Linked DNA regions of Mus musculus: all the other regions are linked to region 1. A link is a loop called in an ENCODE intact Hi-C map of the cell type or tissue named here. Cell type or tissue: left cerebral cortex. All regions are shown on one strand. Each heading gives the region's core, and the rest is flanking DNA. Links, peaks and the distances in the headings are about the cores only.

Region 1 (5,466 bases), core at 728-4,727:
ACCCACACTTCCTCCAACAAGGCCACACCTCCTAGTAGTGCCACTCCCTGCCAAGCATATTTAAACTACCACACTTGGATTTAAGAATATCTAGCGTGTGTGTGTGTGTGTTTGTGTGTCTGTCTGTCTGTCTGTCTGTCTTTCTGTCTATCTGTCTGTACATAGTCTAAGTTTTAAGACCCAGGTTCAGATATAATATAATATAATATAATATAATATAATATAATATAATATCGTCAGAACGCCAAGGAGATAGATGCTGTCTTCAAGTCTGGGTTTATGTACACACGACTGATTCAAAGAGGTTGCTCTGCAGTGATGCTGTGCTCCTACAATCCAGACTGAGAAATGAGTCACCATGACATCAGGGTTGTTCTGCAGTGATGCTGTACTCCTACAATCCAGACTGAGAAATGAGTCACCATGACATCAGGGTTGTTCTGCAGTGATGCTGTGCTCCTACAATCCAGACTGAGAAATGAGTCACCATGATATCAGACACTTCATCAAAGTTCCTCTACTTGGTTGTCTCTAGGCAACATGGGGCTCAGTGCAGCCACAATTAAAGTTAGAGTAGCTGGTGTGGGAATGGCTGCTGATCATTGCAGTGTCAAGAAAGAGCCAGGTGGGCCCAATGATGCATTCAAAGTGGGCATTTAGCTTACTTTCCTCCCAAAGCCTACAAATGACAGTAAAAGGATTTTATTACAGGCAAGCACCTACAGGGACAAAGAAGAGATAACAACAGCGATGAATTTTGGATGCTGGAAAGCAGATGGGCAAGTGGTAACTGATTCAACCAACCTGAAAATGTCGGAGGAGGGAGGGCGAGAGCGAAGAACCACCAGACTTGCATTGTGTAACCAGAACATGGCTCGGGGGCTTGCAGGACTAGGTATCCTGAAATCAGGGTTGAGAGTGAAACTAAAGGCAAAGGGGATGAGAGTCTCATCCCGAGAGTCTGCTGGACCAGATGCTCTTTCCCCAGGCAGCTAGACAACCAACCAATAGCCCCGTCCCCCCAAACCTGGCTCAGCCTAGGATTCTGGCTCTGCAATGGGATTCTGTAGTGGCTCAACTAGTAGCCTAATATGTGTCTCCGTGGCTTGACTCTTCCACAGAAATACTGTTTTTTTTTTGTTTTTTTTTGTTTTTTTTTGTTTTTTTTTTTTTTGTCAGGGAGACTTGCTTTGGTTCCTGGGACATGGGCAGAAGTGACAGTGAGCAGTGTCTTAGCTTTCAGCATAAAAGATATTGTACTTCCATCCACTTCCTGTGTTGAATTTCTGATATAGCTGTGAGAAGAATATGTCCTGGCCACCTGCTAGCCCAAGAAGAATGAATGTCTGCGAGGCAGACCAGATCTGAGCCCATGGCCAGGAGCCAAGCACAGCTAATGTGCAGGCTCATAAGCCAGATGCAAGCACCTGTAGCTGTCATCTGCCCCTGAAATTCTGTGGGATTTGTTCCACAGCATGGTTGGCAGGATTGAAAATATGGACCTAGAAATAGAATGTGGCTGTAATGAAAACAATAATATATGCTATTGACATTGGGAACAGGTGGCAATAGATCATAAATATAGTGTTCTGCAGTATACATTTCTATGCTAAAATATAAGGAATAAAATAGAATACAAGATTATAACCCATGTTGACACCTACTCCCCCCCCCCAACGGAATCATTGTTATTGATAGAAACCTGAGAGAATTTTAATCTTCTGCATGTACCTAAAGCTTTGAGAAAGAAGGCCTGGAGAAAAAATATTTACAGAGCATGCTAGATAATTTTACATCAACCAGACACAAGCTACAGTCATCAGAGAGGATGAAACCTCAATTAAGAAAATGCCTCCATAAGATCAGCCTGTAGACAAGCCTGTGGGATATTTTCTTAATTAGTGATTGATGTGGGAGGATCCAGCTCATCGTGAGTGATGCCATTCCTGGGCTGGTGGTCCTGGGCTCTATAAGAAAGCAGGCTGAACAAGCCATGATGAGCAAACCAGTAAGCAGCATCCCTCCATGGCCTCTGCATCAGCTCCTGCTTGGCTTGAGTTCCTATCCTGACTTCCTTCAGTGATAAACAGTGACATGAAAGTATAAACTGAATAAACCCTTTCCTCCCCAAGTTGTCTTAGTCATGATGGGTCATCCCAGCCATAGAAAGCCTAACTAAGACACAGGGTGACTCGAGTGGGCTCAGCAGTCTCAGGCCAAGGCAGTAAGGAGCTTACAAGTACAGAAGAACGGGGAGAGGCCCTGCTCCATAGGCGTGTGGAAAAGCCATACCACCCTGGCCTCTGTGTAAGCCTGAGCCATGGCTCTTTCTTCCTATGTCCATCAGTGGCAGCTTTGACTTTTCCCGGCTTGGTTTGTGGCATCTGTGTTTGAAAGGCTCTTGAGGCTGCCTCCGGAGCCTCCTGGAACTAGTGCCTCAGATAATTTCTCAGGGCCCAGCACTCACCTGCTGTTTAATTAATCAATTAATTAATGGTCCTAAACAAGTCATTTCAGCCCACAGACTTGCATTCCCTTGACAAATGTCTCTACAATGGCTATTTGTCCTAACTCTCAAACTACGGAAGCATGAGAACTCCTTAAGTTCAGAGTGTGGAGCCCCAGGTCAGGCCACAGGAACTGCTGGCAAAGTGTAGACTGTACAGGAGTGAGGAGAGGGGTTACCTGGTGTGGGTAGTGTGTTTAAAGACTTATTTCTAGCCATGAAGAGAACTTTAGTTGGTCATCCCATCTAAAAAAGAAGACATTTCTCTTTAGACCATCCCCAGGAAGTAAGAACAGGGCTCATGGTACATCATGAGCCAGTTATACCTAACATGTGAGAGCCCCCTTCCCCAAAACTAGATGAAGAATGGAGAAATGCCTCTCTAGCTGAATGTATGTATGCATGTATGTATGTATGTATGTATGTATGTATGTATGTATAGGGCAGTTGACTTCTCACTGGCTCACCCATAATGCACCCTGCTGCCAGGGTGTCAGATCCAAGTTTATCCCTGGAAGATGCTGGCCAGGAGTGCAAGTGGAAGCTCGGAGGAAGCCCCATATGGCTGCTCATTCTGAGGCAAGCGAGAACATTCCTGTCCATATGAAGAATGTAAATGTCAGAGATGCAGAGCTGCCAGTCCATCAGATGAAGTCGCTAACAATTCACATCTTCCTAGGCTTCTGCCTCAGCCTAGACCAGCTGGAACTCCAGCAGGCTTATAAAACACCTCTCCGCCAGCCATGGACCATGCTTTCTGATTCCAACACACCCTCTCCATATGCACTGGCTTGCTGAACCACATTCCCTTCTCTTCCCTAGTTTCCCTGGCTACAAACACCAGGCAAAGCCAAGGGGGCAATGGCAATTAGATACAGCACAACCCTCAATGAATAAAAACATGTCTAACTCGGAACCTGCCTGCTTCCCATTGCTCATCATCTCTGAGCACAGCTGCAGAGCACACGAGTGACCTGGGGCTCATGCAAGGCAGGTCTCATCAGCCTCCAGCACAAGACTACATAGGCAAACCCCATATCTAACACAGCATGGGTGGAGAGAGGGCAAAGGGAATAGATGGGAGAGATTTGATATGAATAGTGTGACCAGACAGATGTAGGGGTGGATAGCACTGAAAAGTACGTTGAGTTGATTCTCTCCAGGGTGGTAACATAGCAAAGAACTTGATCAGATTAGAATAGAGCCCTCTATGTGGCTTGTTGATTGCCTGTGTGGGCAACTACACCTGCAGAGCTGGCTAGAGGCCGACAGCCACAGGATGCTTCCTTTCCTAACCCACACCTTCTCCTTCCCACAGTTCCCTTCTGTCTCCTGCATGTTTGGAGGAATGTGGGTGGGTGTGTATCCTGGGTACCTGGGAAGGAGCCCAACTTTCTCTTAGTAAGACTTCTGCCACTGGATTGGATGCAATGTCCTCACTATGTATAATGTTGCTGTAGGGACAACCACACGTTCACATTTGAAAGAGGCACACTTTGCTTCCAAACTGAGTAGTTGGGACAGAAGGTCATCCTGTATTGCCTAACTCCTCTGTCCCAGATGAACAACAGTCATTTCTGGTATGAGTCTTCATGTGGCCACCTCTGTGGCCAACTCTTCCCAATTTAATGCTCACTGTGGAAAGCAAGAGATTGCCACAGTCTCAATGAAGTCTTTGGGATGTAAGTCAAGTGATAGATGATGGTTATTGGGACTATTTGTTATGAAAGGTCCTTCCCAATCATGTTTAGACACCTGGTCTCTGCCTGGCATTGAGATAGTCATTAACTGTCCCCAGGAAGTAAGAGCAGGGCCCATGGTGTATCATAAACCAGTTAGAAAATACATGTGACAACCTGCCACAGACTGGATGAATAACAAAGAAATAGCTCTCTAGCTGGGCCAAGGGAGTATTTATAGGACAGTTGACCTCTCACTGGCTTACCCATAATGCATTAACAAATGACAAGTCCAATAAGGATACCCCAGTACCCATCCCATTCCCACCATGAGACTCTTGAGAGACCACTGGGCAGCACACTGGCATGTCTTCCCTCCCACTCTCCAGAGTCCTCTCTTACTTTTCCTTAACTAATCCAGCTTCACTCTGCCTTATCTTCCCTTATTCTTCTTGAGCATGAGATAACAAACTTAGAATGTGTCTTGGGTGACCAGCTTTTATTGGGTGACCATTGGTTCAGCACCCTAACTTCACAAGTTAAGTTCATCAAGAGCTGAGCCCATTTGCAAAAACTCCCATCAAGGAACTAGGGCCTAGTTGAAGGAAGGTCACTGGAAACTTACCTTAGAAGGTTGTATTGTGTTGCCAGTTCTCTTGTCTATCTCTCTTCTCTTCCCCCAGTCCATACCCCTTCCTTGTTGGTCATTAAGTGATTTCCTCTACCACATGTTTCTGACTCCATGATATCTTGTCCAGGTACCCAGAACCGAACTACCATGAACTGACCTCTCTCTAATGTCCCTGCTCTCCTAGTTGTTCATCAGGTATCAGGTCACAGCACAGAATAATTAAAGGATTCTGACCTTATGCTAGCCATCTTTGTAAGCATTGCTGACCTCCATCTGGAGAAATGTAGAGCCAGCCACTCGGTGACTTGTAAAACAACATGGCTATAAAACAATCACTATAGCCTTCTCAAGGCTGAGAAAAGGAGGCGTCAGGATGGCTCAGCAGATGAGGATGCCTGCTGCCAAGCTTGATGACCTGAGTTTGGTCCCTGGGACCTACATATTGGGGGAGAGAACTAATGGTTTTGAATTGTTCTCTGGCTGTCACATATACACTACAGCATGCGTGCTTACACACACACACACACAGATGTAATTTTTAAAAAGTTATAAAGAACTGAGAAAAATAGCTCAGTGGTAGAACACTGTCCAGCATGTATGAGGATCTGGCTCAGTGTCCAGCACTGGGAAAACAGTAAAGCAAGCTAAGA
Region 2 (5,466 bases), core at 797-4,796, 71 kb after region 1:
GAGACTGACTTGACTGTCACACCATCAGCCAGACAGTACAGTGCCCAGCATCATCTACTGTTCTTCTACAAACACTATCCCACACTTGATGAAAATGACAATATACTTGAAAGAACAGAGGGAAAAAAAGCCAATCAATTGTCAGTATAAAGGACACAATGACTAAGTGTAGATGGCCTGTATACTGGAACACATGGAGACTTCAAAAACAGTCACAATATGTTAAAGGCACAAAGAAAAGCAAGTACCAATGGAGCAGTCTATGCCAGGTTATGCTAGTCTGTGCTACTTAGTGAGTTGTCATGAGAGAGAAATAAAAATGCCTTAGAATTAATAGATCATGAGTTCAAAAAGGGTCTTCAAAGATAAAAAGGAAAAGAATGTGGTATTTCACTCCTCCTCTCTTCTTCTCTTCCTCCCTGTCCTCTCTCTCTCTCTCTATTGTGACAAAACTTACTTAGTTTGTGTAGACTTGAATTCACAACAATCCACTGCCTCAGCCTCCTGAATGCTAGAATCACAGACATGAACTACCATACACAACTGAGTTTCTTCTTTTTGGAATTTTTTTCCTTTTTTATTCTATTAAAATATTTTAAGATATTTTAAATTTTCTTTATTGTTTTTATGTGTATAGGTGTTTTGCATGCATTGTGCATCAATTCATCACAAGCATGTCTGGTACCTTTATGGGCAAGAAGAAGGTATCAGATCTCCTGGAACTGGAGACTGGAGTTATAGAAGATTGTGAGCTGCCATGTAGGTGCTGGGAATAAAAACCAGGTCCTCTGGGAGAGCAGCCAGTGCTTTTAACCACTGAGCCATCTCTCCAGCTCTTAAATACAGTTCATATATAGTGGACTTCCTAATCTTAAGTACTTCGTGACCTCAAGATCTCAGTCTACGAACACTCAACCATTGTTTGAAAAATGAAAAGGAACCAGGCAGAAGCAGGTAGATCACTATGACTGATATTGGTCGACATAGTGAGTTCCAGGACACAAAGAGAGACAGACAGAAAGAGACAAAGGCCATTAGTCTTCTCTGTGACTCTGTTTCCTTATCTGTCTTGCAGACATATAGGGTTAGGTAACATATTTTGCCCAGTGCCCCAGCAGGAAAGAAATGACATGCTTAGATAAGAGCTTTAATGAAGGGGAGTGTTTACAAGGTGTATAAAGGAAGTATTGGTACTTCCTGCTGGAACTTCAATATTCATGATCATCTGGGAACACAATTAAGTTCTGTTATACAGAAAGAAATTATTCTGAAGACCCAAGGAAATCCACCAGAATATGTTTTCCCTCACGTGGTGTGCTTTGTCCATGGTCTCTTCCTTCTGGGTGTGCAGTCATTCTCACTCAGTCACACAGCTTGGATGGCAGTGCCCACTTGCTCTTCCAGAAACAGTTAAGTAAACACATTATAATAAATGATCCTGGTTTTCTCTCACTGAATTACCAATGCAGTGGCATTCTGATATGAGCTAGTCCAGATATTTGAATAAGAAATGTCCTCGTGGGCTCCTGTATCGGAAGACTTGATCACCACTTGGTAGGTACTGTTTGGTAGCATTGTTATAGAACGTTTAGGATGTGAAGGCTTGCTGGAGGAAGGATTCCTGAGGGGCCCACTTCCTGTCCTTTCTCTGCTTCCTGTGTGTGGACGAGAATGTCATCAGCCAGCCTCTAGCTTCTGCCACTGTGCTGTCCTTGCCTGTTGCCACAAAAATCCCCACAGTGGTGGAATCTAACCTTCAGGAAGTCATAAGAAACCCTTTCTTCCTATGTTGCTTTTGTCAGTGTGTTTTATCACAGCAACAGAGAAGGAACTGAACCAGAAAGTGTTGTTCATTTCTTGACAGCCCCAACCACTAACACACACTGTGGTTATCAATTTGACGGGATCTAGAATCACTGGGGAGACATGCTTCTGGACACATCTGTAAAGAGCTGTCTAGATTAGGTCAAATACTCTGGGCATGTCTGAGCAGGACTACCTAGATTAGGTTAAACTTAGCTCATCTGCACAGGGTTATTGTGAGGCTAATTAAGATGAAAAGATCCACCCACTGCAGGCTTCACCCTTCTGTCCACTGAGATCCCAAAGGGATAAAAGATTGAACTAAACCATGCACAGGCATTCACAGATACATTGAGGGTGCTGCCTTAAGCTCTTGCCAGCATGACATTGTCACCATGATGAACTATAACCTGAAGCATGCAGAGAAATAGGCTCTTTCTTCCTCATGTTGCTTTGCTCAGAACATTTTAATCATAGCAAAAAGAAAAGTGGTTGCTATATCCTTTGACTCAGTGCCTTCCACTTTTCTGGAAGCAAGATCTTGCAAGACCAGTCAGTGGTCACCACTTCAAAATCCAGTTCTAATAAAGAATGAAGAAAAGACTCTTGAATTGCAAGCCAGGTCATTTCAAACATAAATGAGAAGATCTAGTTTCATATTTCCATCCCTCACCCTTGCACACACACATGCTAACTCAATACCCTCCCTCATCCTTGTACACACACCAGTCTCACCTGACTCACCAGTCTCCTTCATCCGTGCACATACATCCTGATGAGAATGATGACTCTTTGGAACAGGAGGATGAAGAGAACTACAGGATCCCACAGACAGCATATCTCCCAATCCTTTCCCACAAATCCAAGATGGTAAATGGTAAGTGCCAATGGGTAAGACAAGCCCATCCCTCGTCTTGCTCACACCTCCTTCTAAAGCTCCCATTCCTTCCCTCGAGTGGGCTGCTGCCCCAGCTGTCACTTGTTCGTGAGTGCCTTCTCGCCAGTGCTGACTAAGGCCCACGGACATCTAGAAGTTACTGAACCACACAGGTCCAGGAAAGTATAAGCCTTGTAATTTGAAGATTCAGGGATCTTTTGCGAAGTTTCCCCTGCACACATAACAGCTTCCAAGGGAGCTTGGAGCACCGCCAGCACTGAACGAACTGGCAGCAGTCCCCAACACCTGTTATGTCCTGAATTTAGAGGTGATGCTTGCTATAGAACACGGAGTTTTGCTGGAACCATTATACTGATGTCCAACTAGGAGGAAGGCTATTAGAGAGATGTCATGCTGAGCTGTGAAAGTAGGGAGTCATGCTGGGTTAGAGTGAAAAATCCCTCTGGAAAGAAGCAAAAATTAGTTTCCCTAGAAAAGCACTTGTTGTCTTCCCAATGATTGGGACTAATTCCTAGAGACTCTAACAAGTAAATAAGACTTTGGCAAATAACAGAGGGAGGTTATTTGGAAAATAAAAGAGGAAGGTAGGCCATTCTCTACACAAGTTCATCTGGGGCAGAGAGTTCACTAATTAGCCAACCGAAAGACCGTAACTATGTTGCTTAAACCCTCTTTGTGGATGACATTTTCCCCCACCAGGAGTTTGGGTTAAGATTATTATAGAGGTTCCTTCCAGCTCTCAAAATATGTGACTCTCAAACTGGGAAAAAGACTTTCAAGTTCGGAGTCCAAAGATTAGACATTAAAGGCTGAAGAGCAAATGTCCTGTCATTGCCAGCCAACACGCTTCCCACCCGACAATGAACAGAGAATTCTATGCACTCGCTTGGCCTGATGTCAACTAAGTGCCCGCCCACTCCCACCTCCGCCTTGGATGATGCCATACAGATCAGCTATCCCATGCATTCCAAGACCTCTCAGTCTGCAGTAAAAAGTACTGCCTAAGTGGCCTTTGTAACATTATCCAGTGCTGTTCCTACTGCCCTGTCTGGTTCAGCTGCTGACCCAGCTCAGGACAAGAACGTTACAACTAGATATTTTGTCTAACTCTAACTCCTGTTGAGTCCTTATAAAGAAGAACAAATGCCAGATGTTGACTTGTGGATTTCATGGGAAACCGAATGGGAAGGAAACAGAACGTGGCAAGCTTCACTGTAAGACTTAATTCTTAAAAACAAAACAAAACAACAACAACAAAAAAACACCCTCTAAAAAGGCCAGAAATAACATATTTTCAAATCTAACAAAGCTGAATATCTCTCAAACACATGCAAAAAGTCTGTCATGAGTCATTCCAAGTCAAGCAATCTGTCAGTTGTAAAATGCAAACACTCTTTATAAATAGTTCCCATGCCTCCAATTCCCTCAGTAAATACCATGTTAACATATCAAAGATATTCAGTCAGAACATTATCAACCTCAGGAAACACTAACTAATGGGTTACTTCATAATATCAGGCTAGCTCTCCCATGAGCACTGAGCACTTATGGGGCACACTGACCGTACCATCCCTTGATGGAGTCAGCTTCTCTTCTTCCTGCCTCTTCATCACATAAGACAGAGACCTGCACACCCTGTGATGCTCATCCTGCACCAGCTTTCAGCAAGGGAATTCTGTAGCTTGTGCCTACTGACCAACCCAGTCCCCCACTCTCCATTTGGTTACCATGTCCTTAAGTCAGGTGTACCTTACCTGTGTCCCATGATCCTCCTGTATTTCACAGCAACCGTGAAAGAGACTAACGTATTTGTAAACCACAGTGTCATACTGCAATGTCAAAAGGCACCCTGCCATAGATGCAGCCTTCATCATTCACCAGACATATGCCAGATCTCCCAGACTTCAATGTCTTCAGTGAACTCATCCATCCCTGAAACTTACCTTTTACAAATTCAAGTTTGACAAGCCATTCTCAATCCTACCCACTCAATTGCTTACAGGATAACCTCAGCCTTCAGCCTGGTGACCTCCCTCACGTCTGTGCTGCAGCTTTATGAAAGTGCTTGCAGCGTTCTAGCTATCACACTTGAGACTTCCTGTCTCAACAAGCCAAGCCATCCCACTTCACATCCAGAGGAGCTCTCTCTGCCTATCTCCATCCATCCCATTCCTTCTTTCTCTCTTCTCAGTCCCCTCCTGCTCCCCTCCTTCTCTCTCCTATCCATGCCCCCACCCCCTCCCCTAGTCATCCCTCTTCGAGAACTACTTCCTCACCAGCAAAGTCATTTCTGCATGAAGGAGGCCTTTCTCAACTACCATCCTCTTGCTTAACTTGAGTTTGTTCCCCCGACTTTGGTTGAATGTGATTCCCTTGGAGAGACTTTCCCTAAGGCCATCGATCTCAGGAAGTAAATCTTGTATTTCTTACGCATGCCCTCTGTCGCATTCACCACAGTGATGGTTATGACTTTATGAGTGTGGCTATTGCTTCAGAGCTCTTCATAGTCAGGGCACACTCATCTCTCTGAAGGAGAAATGGCTCAGATCCATGTTTATCCCCAGAGGTTAACACAGTTAGCACTTAATAAAGTTTTTTTAAAGATTTTATTTTATTTTATTTACATATATGTGAAAAGGTAGCACATTGCTTATAGGATTAACTCAAAATTCAGCAAAGAGCAAAAGAAGGCATCAGATTCCCTGGTGCTTGTGAACCACCCAGCATGAGTGCCAGGAACTGATTGTCAGTTCTTTGCGAGAGTA
Region 3 (5,466 bases), core at 797-4,796, 120 kb after region 1:
GGACAGTCAGGGCAACACAGAGAAACCCAGTCTCAAAAGGAAAACAAAAACAAAAGCAAAAAAAAAAAATGCCTAGAAGACAGGAGAGCCTACTTCCTCCACCCTCTTCAACCACTTGCATTCTTGGTGGGCCTTCCTGCCAGGGCACAGGAACAGACCCAACCAACAGACTCTTCCAGGAATCTCAGTCTCCAGTGACAGAATATCAGGAAGCAAAATAGTTGCTGCTGCTTCCTCTTGAAGTGAGTCCTGGAAGACTCCCCTCAGGCCCTCAGAAGCATCCCACCTCTGTCTGAGGCCACCCTTGCAGCCCATGCACTTCCCTCAACCCCAGGAAGAGTCCCATGGCTCTTTTTGTTCCTTTTTGGCTGAAGTAGCCAGAGTTGGTTTCAGAGCCCCGACTGATAAATATTCCAACGCGAGTTTCTAAACATAAACAGTCTCAAACAAGGCAATGATTACAGGAACAAATGTAACTGTGTTTGCCTTTAGGTTCCCAAAACAGAAGTGACCTCATTCCCAAATACTGTTTATACTGCATGTTCAGCGGCTGCAGCCCTGAGTTAACTCTTTCCCTGCCATTCTGCAGCCCCAGAATCTCCCCACTGCCAGGGATCAAGGTATAGCCACAGGAGGTCGCTTTCAGAATCCTCAAAACAGAGCCAAGTGCAAGTGCTACCATGTGCAGTCCTGCTCAGTAAACCTGGTCACTCTAGTACACAATGGAGTTGCCATTTTGTACACTGAAAACACAACAAAGGTGTTTCTCGAATATACTGGTAACAATATCGATAATAGTGGCAAACACCGGTGTGCCGCTATGCACGAGGCAGTGTTCTGGGGACAGACAAGTGTTAGCTTACTAGATCCTCCCAAAGGCCCTTACTGTTTTCTGCCCAATTTCCTATGTGAAGAACGAATAGAGAGATGCTAAGTAGCTTGTCCTGTTTGCTGGTAAGCAGCAGGGGGTGGGAGGGAGAAATTAAAGCCCATGAGATCCACCAATAGTTCCTGCTTCTATCCAATCCTTGTCCTGCCTTCCACATGACAAGGACATGCCAGACCAAGGTCACCACAGGCCCTGGAGAACAGAGTCCCCGCTTTTAACCCCCACATCACCTTATGGGAAGGGAGATGATCATCAGACGGCTCTCAAGGGACACAGTTCATTCCATTCTTTCCTTGTTACCAAGGGACCTAGAAAGCCATGAAGATAAAAGCAACGACAGTATGTATTTTACTTATTTTTAGACAGAGACTCCCTGGGTGCCCTGGCTAGCCCGTAACTTGTTATTTACAGGTTGGCCTCAGACTCACAGAGATCTACCTGCCTCTGGCTAGCCTGTAACTTGTCATTTACAAGCTGGCCTCAGACCCACAGAGATGGACCTGCCCCTGCTTTGCTTTCCTTATGTTTGATGTAAAGACGCTCGTTACGACACTCAGCTTCATGGTGTGCTTTGCAGATACTGTGCGAGCACACCTCAGGTGTCCATCCAGACTTGGACCCACTAGCTGGAACTATTAACTAAGTTCACTCAGAAAGATGTCATAAAGCCCTTCCTCTTGCCACATCCGAGATGCTGCTGGAAGGTTTTTCATATGTAACATGAGAATCTTTACTGCATTTATGCTCATTTCTAAAAATAGGCCTAAAGCATCCTCCAAGAAGAGAATGGGCATGTGAGTTTAAGGGAGAAAGAGCCTCACAGCTGATACTACAGCGTCACTTAGATTGATATATAGAGATATGTATAGTTCACATAGATGCTGTAACCAATTAGTATAGAAATTAAGTCAAAAGCACTTTGTACAAATCAATGAATAGATGTTTTTAGCTTAGTCTTAAGGAGCCTCAACTTAGCAAAGATGGCCTGCGTGGGGGAAAAAAAAAAAGAATAAAGACTTATTTTAAATTTTAGTTTTCTCCAGAAATAAAGTATTCAAATTAAAAACAGATGGAAGTGTCTTATTTCTTTATCCTTCCTCGAAATACCAGAAAGATTTCATACTTTAGGACTCATGAATTGCAATCCAGATACCTACACAGCAACTCAAGCCTTCAGAAGCATGCACAGAGAGAGAGAGAGAGAGAGAGAGAGAGAGAGAGAGAGAGAGAGAGAGAGAAATACAGAGAGAGACAGAGAGAGACAGAGATGGGGGAGGGACAGGGACAGGGACAGAGAGAACACGTGCATGAAAGCATACACGGACCCTTTAGTCAGATACCTGCTTTAGTTGTCTATAGTAACTAAACCAGTGTTCTCATACTGACGTACCTACAGCAGGCTAGAGCAATGGTTCAGCATTTGAGAGCACTGGCTGTTTTCCCAGAGAACCAGGATTTGATTCCCAGCACTGACACAGAAACTCACATCTCAAGTTCCAAGATATTTGATGCCGAATTTTGGCTTTCACAGGCCCCAGGCACATACATGGTACATGGAGATACATGCAAGGAAAACATCCATACGTACACTTAAAATAAAATTAAAACAAAATTAAATATCCAAGAATTTCATACCAGCCAGCAATGCAAAGACCTTCAGATGAGGGGCGCTCTTGCAGAGGGCCTAGCACCAACTGCTTGCCTAGTGAGGCCTATACTTTATTGGATGGAGTTTTTCCTCAGCTAATTTCCTTCTGTGCTCACACCCTCTGTCTTCCAGCTAGTATTCCTGGAGAGGCCAGCACAGCTCCTGTCTGAGGGGATTCTGTAGAGTCCTGCCTGACTGATTATCACAACAGATAACTCACACCCTGGCCAACAGCTAAGAAACCTCAAGGTGTAGGCTAGAAGCAAACCCATACCAACAAAATAAGAAAACTAAAGCGCAGAGGGGCTTCGAGGTCTGCGGAGGGAGCGGGGAGAAGAGGAAAGAAACAGTTGGAGAGATGTTCTCTGTGCTCAAAATAGAAATGCTGAGCACATGCAGCAGATTTCCATCTGCTAATCTGGAAAGTCACACTGCTTGGTCCTGATTCAATCAGCGAGGCTTCCTTCTCATATCCGCCAACGTGTTTCCACTGTCCCACACGCAGACAACACCTCCCATGAAGGTGCTTGGCCATTCGCTCAGGGGTGGAGCTGTAGCAACCTGCCCCCTGCCCAAACTACAGGCTCATTCCCAAGAGACTCTCTGCAAACCTTCCCAGAGGATATTCCTATGTTTTCAAAGCTTAAAAATAAAACCTAGACTCATATTGCCTTCAAAACGCATTCAAAGAGTAGGCAAGCTCTGTTTGGAATTCAGCTTTTTTTATCTCACTGTCTGAATCTTCTCTTCCAATCTTGTTCCCAATTTCAAACTCCCCTGGGGCTCTAGAGGCTACCTATGATAGGCACCAAGATTATAAATTATAAATCCATTGCCTTTCTTCAAAGAAAACAAAGCCAGCCATTTCCCATAACACCACATTTCCAAGCAGAGAGGGCTGGTGGCTTTTGGAGATTTTAATGTTTTATACTGATATATAATTTCAAAAGTATATGTGACTCCAAGTTATTCTTGGAAGAAAAGTCTTTAGAACACTCTGGGGTTCTTTGGCCTGTTGGGTTTCAGCTTTGTGGATCTGCACAAGGTCAGGACAGTGAACCAGTTTTCTTTATTCTCCTTCTTGGCTACCACCGATAAACACTGAAGTGACCCATAGAGACTCAGGTAAAAGACAAAACAGTCACAGGGTTGTCACAATCGTTCATTTTGATTTGTTTTGAACCAGGGCCCCACTAGGTAGCCCTGGTTAGCCTGGAATTTGCTTTGTCACCCAGGCTGGTCTTGAACTCACTGCCTCTACCTCCCAAATGCTGGGATTAAAAGCTGGACCTCAAGATGGCTCACTGCCTCACTTCTCCAATATGTAATTGAATACTGAATACCTGAGTTCTGGCTTTTTGTGATCTTTATTTCAATTCCTACACAGGTCTCAAACTCTCGAGCCTCGGATCCCCTGCTTTTACCTCACTGAGTGCTGGAATTATAGGTATACATCACCATGTCTAGTGTTTATGCTGTGATGGGGTTCAAACCCAGCTTATAGTGCATGTTAGGGAAGCACTCCTCCTGCTAAGCCATGCCCCAGTCCTTCTTAGGACAGCTTCAATTTATCACTGCATCCTTGTTCTGCCAGTGATGTGGCACCAGGACAAGACACCTAATGTAAGGGACCAAGCTTTCCCCCTGTAGGGCTTAGGGCATAACATGGACAACCATTTATTACACAAATAGCTCTTCCGTTATTATCCCTGCCATTTATTTAAAAAAGAGGTACATTTACTTTGAAAATTTCCCTTAAAGGGGGGAAAGGAGCATCAGGGCAAAGTTCACATGGCCTGTGGTGCATCCAAATAAGACGGCCTCATCTAAGGCCCTGCAAGCACCCAACACAAAACATGCCCATCTGTGTTCAAGCAAAATCACAACGTACAGGCTCACAGAAAGAGGGCATCTGTGCCCCAGCTCTTCAAGGATGCAGTTGGATGGCTGGATGCTGGTTCTTAATGTTATCTTTCCAAGACTCTGTCACCTTTTCAACTCTCCAAGCTCTGCCCACCTCCATAGACTGGACACTAATCCCAATAAGATCATTTCTATTCCTTCTATCTGTGTCTATTTAAATTGATTACAGTTTTAAAAGAAGATTTCCAAAGACAGAAATATTTCCATTTTGAGAAATCAAAAGACAAAATCAAGTTATCCACTTGACCCATCAAGCCACCCCAGTTAGAGTCATTCCAACTGTTGCCTGGTCCTCGCCTCAGGGAGAAGAGGGCCCACAACTCCCACCGACACTGCTAAAGGCTTGCCACCCGTGGCAAGAGATCAAACTCAAAGCAGCTATCACTAGGAGGAGATGCTGCTCAAGGGCTGTCCTCTGCTACTGCAATTGCTCCTTGTTGTGCTGTAGTGGTTCAGTATCAGCTCGCTTCAAGTGTGCATGCCCATATGCGAAACACACACACACACACACACACTCTCACACACACAATTGCCCTTACATAACCTTGGCAAAATTTCCTTTTAGAAAGGGCATTCAGGGAAGAAAACCCCATCAAGGTACCACAACTGCCTCCTGGCGAGGAGCAGACCGACAGCTTCTGAATTGTGGGAAAGCATGCAACCAAGTCAGGGCTGAACTCACACATGAGGCAGGCTATGGTGTGCGGCGTATGGTGTATGGCGTATGGTGCACACCCGCAACACACAGTGGGAGTGTAAGAGTAAAAATCTGCATGTAGCTGCAGCAGTTGATACACCTCGGCTTCTGCAGGCAGGAAGTACACAAGGAACAGAGCAGAGTAGAGAACAAAGACCTCACCGATCTCATTGGGCATTGCCTTGTTCATATTACCCAGCCTGTGCCTGCTGCCCTACTCCTTCCTTTCCTAACAATATTACTTTCCATCTGGACTCCCAGTTGCGAGAAGCCTTTTCTGCAGTCCGCGAATGCTGAGTTCTGCTGAAC

The links. Peaks named below come from ENCODE experiments on the same cell type or tissue, not always from the same donor. Only the 100,000 strongest peaks of a DNase experiment are listed, where the experiment ranks them.
Region 2: a loop joins it to region 1, with 2.5 times the contacts of the local background. A loop is called at or near these places in 2 of 42 quality-filtered maps.
Region 3: a loop joins it to region 1, with 5 times the contacts of the local background. A loop is called at or near these places in 3 of 42 quality-filtered maps.

The regions. Positions count from the first base shown.
Region 1 is chr15:37,607,286-37,612,751 of GRCm38, forward strand. It overlaps a transcript of Ncald not described here. Among named protein-coding and RNA genes, the nearest start is that of Gm24833, 6.5 kb to the left of the region's middle. In left cerebral cortex, for the core only: no CTCF peak of the experiment used is centred there; DNase peaks (open chromatin) are centred at 3,166 and 3,834; H3K27ac peaks cover 2,426 bases.
Region 2 is chr15:37,677,913-37,683,378 of GRCm38, forward strand. It overlaps a transcript of Ncald not described here. Among named protein-coding and RNA genes, the nearest start is that of Gm15942, 20 kb to the right of the region's middle. In left cerebral cortex, for the core only: no CTCF peak of the experiment used is centred there; DNase peaks (open chromatin) are centred at 2,851, 3,610 and 4,131; H3K27ac peaks cover 2,627 bases.
Region 3 is chr15:37,723,965-37,729,430 of GRCm38, forward strand. It overlaps a transcript of Ncald not described here. Among named protein-coding and RNA genes, the nearest start is that of Gm15942, 26 kb to the left of the region's middle. In left cerebral cortex, for the core only: a CTCF peak has its summit at 2,547; DNase peaks (open chromatin) are centred at 1,467, 1,606, 2,666, 3,017 and 1 more place; H3K27ac peaks cover 3,894 bases.